2 separate regions of the Homo sapiens genome follow, and region 2 is linked to region 1. A link is a contact called in ENCODE Hi-C or POLR2A ChIA-PET data. All regions are on one chromosome and are shown on one strand. The core of a region is the stretch at or near the end of the contact, and the rest is flanking DNA. Distances in the headings are between cores, read along the strand shown.

The links. A loop is a pair of places that touch in the nucleus more often than their neighbours do. ChIA-PET counts read pairs that join two places held with the same protein, here RNA polymerase II (POLR2A). Pooled maps may share reads with other maps.
Region 2: a pooled map shows a loop between it and region 1 (9-fold over the local background). The contact joins the promoter of STAG2 here to the enhancer-like site in region 1. A Hi-C loop is called at or near these places in 7 of 50 pooled maps. POLR2A ChIA-PET finds 5 or more read pairs at or near these places in 7 of 52 experiments (A549, Caco-2, GM12878 and 4 more).

The regions. Positions count from the first base shown.
Region 1 is chrX:123,763,102-123,766,758 of GRCh38, reverse strand. It overlaps the pseudogene MEMO1P4. Among named protein-coding and RNA genes, the nearest start is that of THOC2, 32 kb to the right of the region's middle. Within about 2 kb of position 1,623, at least 20 of the 41 ENCODE cell types and tissues checked have a DNase peak (open chromatin) inside an H3K27ac peak, as active enhancers do; they include HCT116 and OCI-LY7, where a contact is called at or near this core.
Region 2 is chrX:123,960,445-123,964,101 of GRCh38, reverse strand. STAG2 (STAG2 cohesin complex component) reads right to left here and starts at 2,396. Exons shown (of 35, transcript NM_001042750.2): 1 at 2,246-2,396. STAG2-AS1 (STAG2 antisense RNA 1) reads left to right here and starts at 2,761. Exons shown (of 2, transcript NR_130770.1): 1 at 2,761-2,913. RefSeq lists enhancers at 889-1,148, 1,239-1,338, 2,767-2,816, 3,515-3,657 and a silencer at 2,307-2,446.

The DNA.
Region 1 (3,657 bases), core at 374-2,873:
TTAAAAAAGTAAATTCAACCTATTAATGCTTCCACCGTTTTGTGTCTCTGTGCAATTTGCAAAATTGTTCAAGTGGAATACATGTGCACAAATTTTCAAAGAGTGGATATTTAGGATCTATTAAATTATATATTAGGCAAAAAACAAGTAGCATTTAAAGGGCTGCCTGCCATGGTGGGAACTGTAAATCAACATATTTTCATGCTGGCCTTTCTTCCACTGCCCTAAACGAGGAAGAAATTTGTAATCAATTCATATTTTAAAAGGGCTACTCCTGCTAGAAAACAAGAGAACATTCTATTAGTTTGAGGTTTGAGTGTCCCCCAAGATCAAAATCAGCGTAAGCCACCGTGCCTGGCTTGATAGTCAATATATTTCTAAGTCTCTCCTAAAGATTGAGCAGAGTAACTGTCCAGAACTTTTGACCTCAATGGCAGAAATAGAAGAAACTGCACTGTCCGAAATGGTGGTTGTTATTGAGCACCTGGAATGCAGCGAAGCTAATCTGATTGGAAATGTGTTGTAAGTGTAAACAGACAAGATTTCAAAGACTTAGAATGCAAAAAAAAAAGTAAAATATCTCATATTTTTCATATTAATTGATTATGATCTATTTTGGATATATAATATTAAATCTATTACGATTTGGCCGAGCACGGTGGCTCACGCCTGTAATCCCAACACTTTGGGAGGCTGAGGTGGGTGGATCACCTGAGGTCAGGAGTTTGAGACCAGCCTGACCAACATGGTGAAACCCCGTCTCTACTAAAAATACAAAAATTAGCCAGGTGTGGTGGCATGCACCTGTAGTCCCAGCTTCTCAGGAGGCTGAGACAGGAGAATTGCTTGAACCCAGGAGGCAGAGGTTGCAGTGAGCTGAGACCGTGCCACTGCACAACAGCCTGGGCCACAGAACGAGACTTAATAATAATAATAAATCTATTAAGATTTATTTTACCTGTTTAACTTTTTCTAATGTAGCTACAAGAGCATTCAAAATGACACTCATAGCTCACATTTTTGGCTCATGTTATCTTTCTATTGGATAGTGCTGCACTAGCTACGTATTGTAGAGTTTCCTGTATTCCTCTTCTTTTGACTCACTGAAAGTTCCAACCAGTACAGAAATGGTGGTAAGCTCATCCTTATGGTTCTCCATGGCTTTAACAATATAAGGCCAATGTATGTCATACTGTGTTCAATTTTTGATTCTCCATACATCTTTTGCTCAATAGGGAGGTCATACAGAGGTGTCCTGTGTCTATCCATACCAGAAAGTGCACATCGACAGGGAACACATGATGGGAAGGCCATAAGCACCAGCAACAAAAAGACCCATGGAGTGCGATAATGGCTCTAGAATCTTTTTGTTAACCGACCCTGTGAAAGTCGCCCTTCTAGCTGTGCTTTCAGTTGAGGTCCTGAGACTGACTACCACTGTGTACAGCCTGATCACTCGATTGGCCATCTGGTGCAGGAGGATGAACCGAGTGGCGGCGGCGGCGGCGGCGGCGGCGGCGGCGGCGGAAGAAGCGGCTCCAAGAGGAACCAGGCACCGCGAGCCCAGCGCGGGAGGAGGAGAGGGGGGAGGCGGAGACAAAGGAGGATAAGATGACATCCGGGGCGGCGACGTCGGAAGATGGGGCCCGGAAAACTCTAGGTCCCGCCCTAGGAATTCTCCTTGGCAGGGCTGAGTCCGCTGAGCCGCCTCCGCCGCTCCTTTCCTTCGGCTCACACTGGCTTCATCTGCCGACTCTCAACTAACCCAGTTTTCTACCCTGGACTGGACCCTCCCACCCAGCCCCTAAAGCAGGTGTTTTTTGGCTTTTTTTTTTTTTTGAAACGACTAATAAAATAGACAAACTGTCAGCTAGCCTAAGGTAGGAAGAAAAAAACAAAAAAGAAGGAAAGAAGGGGAAAGGAGGGAAAAATATTAGTAATGAGCAAGTCGATAAAAACACAGCCATATGATAAAAATTTTAAGAAACTATTGTGGGTAACAAATGTGAATATGTAGAAGAAATGACTGGTTTCCTAGCAAACTATAAACTACCAAAATTGACCCAAGAAGTAGAGAACCTGAAAAGAGCAATAACCACAGAAGAGAATGGAGAGTCACCAGGTCTAGTTGGGTTTTAGCTAAGTTTTAGCTAACCTTTTTTTTTTTTTTTTTTAATGCTTTGATTAGAAAAAAAAAAAATAGAGACTATGTTCCTCAGGCTGGTCTTGAACTTCTGAGCTCAAGTGACCCTCCCACCTCGGCCTCTCAAAGTGCTGGGATTACAGGTGTGAGCCGCTGCTCCTGGCCAATTTTAGCTAACCTTTAAAGAACAAATAACTTCAATGTTATCTAGTCCATTCTAGATAGTGTTTTTCAAAATATCTGCAGTGAAGAACAAGTTTTTTAAAACTTAGAATTATTGTGGACATATACTTCTGCCATTTCTTTCTTTTCCTTTTTTTTTTGAGACGGAGTCTCGCTCTGTCACCCAGGCTGGAGTGTGGTGGCACGATCATAGCTCACGGCAACCTTTGCTTCCTGGGTTCAAGCGATTCTCATGCCTCAGCCCCCTGAGAAGCTGGGACTACAGGTGCGCCACCACACCCGGCTAATTTCTGTATTTTTAGTAGAGACAGGGTTTCGCCATGTTTGCCAGGCTGGTCTCTAACTCCTGGCCTCTGTCCACCTTGGCCTCCCAAACTGCTGAGATTACAGGCATGAGGAACCGTGCCTGGACTACTTTTGCCAATTTTAATTTAAAAGACTAGAAAAATTAAATAATACGCAGACATAAAGTGCAAGGCCAATTTTCAAATTTTTAGAATAATCAGAAATAAAATTAAATTTTCTTAAAAAATAATCAAAATAGTCCGGGCGCTGTGGCTCATGCCTGTAAATCCCAGCACTTTGGGAGGCCTAGGTGGGCGGATCACGAGGTCAGGAGATTGAGACCATCCTGGCCAACATGGTGAAACCCTGTCTCTACTAAAAATACAAAAAATAGCTGGGCATGGTGGCCCGAGCCTGTAGTCCCAGCTACTCAGGAGGCTGAGGGAGGAGAATCACCTGAACCCGGGAGACGGAGGTTGCAGTGAGCTGAGATTGAGCCACTGCACTCCAGCCTGGGCGACAGAGCAAGACTCCATCTCAAAAAAAAAAAAAAAAAAACACTTAAAAAAAATCAAAATAAATTGAACACGGTGGCTCATGTCTGTAATCCCAGCACTTTGGGAGGCAGAGGCACGTGGATCACCTGAGGTCCGGAGTTCGAGTGCAGCCTGGCAAACATGGTGAAACCCCATCTCTACTAAAATTACAAAAATTAGCCAGGTGTGGTGGCACGTTCCTGTAATCCCAGTTACTCAGGAGGCTGAGGCAGAAGAATCACTTGAACCTGGGAGGTGGAGGTTTCAGTAAGCCAAGATCGTGCCACCACTGCACTCCAGCCTGGGCAACAGAGCAAGACTTCGTCTCAAAAAAAAAAAAAAAAATTGATTGAGACCATCCTGGCATCCTGGCTAACACGGTGAAACCCCGTCTCTACTAAAAAATACAAAAATAAAAATAAAAATAAAAAATAACATAGGGACAAATAAGATAATTACAAAACCTGAATACATTACTCATTGATGAGTCCGATGATCACTGCTTGGATG
Region 2 (3,657 bases), core at 1,147-3,646, 200 kb before region 1:
TATGGAAATGTTTAACAGCACGCACAAAAGTAGAGAGAATAATAGTAACAATGAGCGCTTCTGTATTCATCCAGCTACAATAATCAACTCAAGGCCACTTCTGCTTCACACCTACCTCCTACCCACTCCCTCCTCTCATTATTATCTTCAAAAAGAATTAAGAGGAAGATACTATGTTCTCTAAGTACACTTCTACCCAAAGATAGCAAAAGTATCAAAAACTAGCATGTTAAGTCAAAATCCAACAATGTAACTATACAGCCGCCTTACGCCTTACACAATTCTTTGGTAGGTGATAAATTTAAGAATTCAGTTAAACACAAAGATATAACCATCTTTAAGAATTTTAATGAAGTCCATAAACCCAAAGGGCATATTTAAAATTATACCTAAAAAGACAAATAGGGAAATGTGATGAAAACGAACTTAAACATCTGCAATTAACTTACTTAACGTGGCACCTTAGTTCAAAATGAAAAAAAAAAATCGACTATTTAACATAATGTGTCATAAAACTGCAATTCAACCACTTGAAAAACTGCTGAACACTTATATACCTTAAACTGGTCCTTCTGATCCCTAATTATAGATTGATATCAATGTAGAAAGAAAACCAGGCATTTTAACGTTAAGTGGTTGAAAATGTTGAAAATTAACCCCACTGTTCATCGGAAAGTATATGAGAGCAAGCCTAAACTACCTGAATTATATGTCATTAAACAAATGCATCCACTTCCCAGAGCCTTTTTTTTAACAAAATAAGTTCAGATATACCCTTAAACGCAACGCGCTAGGCTACAGACAGAATTAGGAGACCGCCTCCTGCTTTTGCTCCTAACCAATACGCAGAGAGAGAAGGTTGGCAGAAAAGTGCTGCGAGGACAGTAACAAACACCAGCAGCTCCCGAGCAGGCCCTGCTAGAGCCAGGAATGACGCACTTCGGTAACCCGACTCTTTCTCCCCTCCACCCCCGCCCCCAGCAGCGGTGCTGACACCGCCAACAGCCCGGAGTAGGAAAAAAGACAACAGAAAAAAAGGCAGAGGTTGGACCGCACTAGGTTTCATCAAGAAACCTCGATGATTCCTCTTTCGACACTAACCACTAGGACTAAACAGGAAAAGAAGCTTCGTGCTTAAGCAAGTCCCATCATGGTGGTTTAAGAGTCACTAAATTAAGCTGATAATGAGTCCAATCCACAGAGACAAATACAGGGTGTGGCTGCTGCGAAATACGGCGGTCCGTGGGAGAAAAGGGGTATGGAATTTACACTCCAGTGTGAAGGGAAGATGGGGCTTTATGGTGGGAGAAGGGGGTGGCCCGCGCATTTTAAGGAACCATTGCAAACCAACACAAGCGCCTCGTTTACTTTAAATCTAACCTTACAGATCAAAAGTTTCCAATAGATATATCATGTAAACTGTAAATTACCATTTAATCCAACACCATGGCCCTCAATTTAAAAACTACATCCAAGAGAAAGAAGGAGGGAGAGGGAAGAGGGGTGGTAGGCAACAACATAAAAAACATTCTAGGCCACGGAAGAGAAAGTCTCACAAACCGGATGAAACTACTAATACAATATTAAAAATTAAAGCCGAGCACTGAAGCACGAAAATCACACGATAACCCATTACAGTTAAGGATTAAAAATAAAATGACATATGCACCAAGGGGGAGCGGAAACTAAATGTCGAAAGTACAGCGGTTTATAAAAAACTAAAGGCAAAACAAGACATTCTCGCGACGGGGGGAAAAAAAGGCCGAAATCAACAATACGTTCACAATTCTAGGCCAAAAGAAAATGGGAACGGGGCTCAAAGTTTTGCGGAACTACTTGATGCTGTTTCCCACACCTTCTCTCTCCCACGGCCCATCCGACCCTTTTCGTCCCAAAATCGCCGTCCGCAGATCTCCGGATCCAGGGGAGAAGAAAAAAGAAAGTCGACCCCGAGCAAGAATAAAAGTGTGGAGTGAAAACGCACAGGCTGCCTACCTGGGGCAAGGATCAGCTCAGTTCGTGCCTTGAGAAAGACAGTGCGGGTGGGGGTGGGAATGAAAAGCAGCACTAAAACTAAAACAAAAGTGGCGCCAAAACCCCCCAACAAACAGCCTTCCACTCCCGCCCTTCCCCCCTCCGCCCATGCCAGGCAGGCAGGGCCCCCTTCGGGGCAAGGTCTGCGCGCGGGGGCCAACACCGCCAGACCCCAGCCAATTTAGAAAATTGTTGCCCGAAGAAAACTGACCGAAGTCGGGCCTCGGAAGGGATGGAGAGATCGATGCCAATCGCCTTCCCCAGCAGTTCCCCCACCACGCGCTGGAGATGATGGGGCGGGGGAGAAGCAGAGGGGCCCGTCACATGAATGTTGTTCCCTCTCTAGGAAGGGAGGAAGAGAGGGAGGGAGGGGGGAGGGAGGGAAGGGAGGAGGGGAAGGGAGAAGGGAGGGGGCACGAGGGAGGGGTGTGATCAGAGTAGATTTTCCCTCGCCTCCCTCGGTCCGAGGCCCAAATATACACAACTGAGCCTCCTTTCTCCCCTCCCCCCTAGGTTCCCAGCACCACCATTTTGCTCTCTGCCTTCCCCTCACCGCGACACCGCGCTCTCCCCCACCCCAACCACAGCCTCCCGGCTTTCCTCCCCCGACTACGGCTCGCACCCCACCCCACCTCCAGTTCGGGCTCTCCTAGGCTTAGGAGCCTGCCGGAGAAAAGGAACCTAAATCTACTGCTACACAGAGAAGCGGAGCCTCCATCTTGCGCTGCTCCGCGTTCTCCATTTTGGGCCACCCATGGGGGGGGGGGGTCTCCGTAGAGGCCCCGAGGGAGAGTTGGGCGAGGGAAGGAAGAGAAAATCTTCAGCGAGGGTAGTCGAAAAGAAGAGCCCTGCGGTAGAAAGCCACTCTAGGAGTAGGAGGTAGGGAGGAAGGGGGGCTGGAAGTTCCTTGGAAGTGTTGGGGTAGCGACTTGGGGGGAGAAGGGAGAAAGGAGGGCGGGGGGCGCCGCGGGGGCGAGAAAGATCCTCCCGCCTGGACTCTGCCCCCCGTTCCATGGCTGCCCCCCATGGGGGCGAAGAAAGCAGAGGGGAAATTCAATGGCAACAGAGTGCCCAACCTCTTTCCCTCCCAACTCCTCTCTCTCGCCCTGTTTCAATCATACACACCTCACGGTGGGCCAAGCGCCCTCCGGGTGCCCCTCCAAACTTCTAGAAGCTTCGCCTCCGCCATTTTATAACTTACCTCCCCCCTCAGCGTACACAGAGGCAGCAACGAGACTGTTCGCCTCCCCCACTCCTCCTTCTTTCTCAGGCCGGGGGCTTCTTCACCCCTGGGCTGGTACAAGATATTTTTCCCCTTCCTCTTCTTTACACCCTCGAATTCTACTCAGGGACGGAAGCTCCCGCGGTTCTAGAGCGGTGGGGGGTTTTGAAAGTGGCGGTCGGATCCGGCGGGGTTTTTTTTCTTTTTTTTTTTTTTTTTTTTTTTTTTTTTTTTTTTTTTTTTGGTGGCGCTTCGGGATTGTTTGGGGTGTTCGCTCTTCGGCGACTTGGAGGCGAATGGAACGCGCAGGCGCCATCTGTCGGCCACGAACCCGCGCCCGGCTCCCGTTGGGAGGGAGCGGCATCTAGCGGCAGAGAGTTGCCACTGCAACGCCTGGCTCC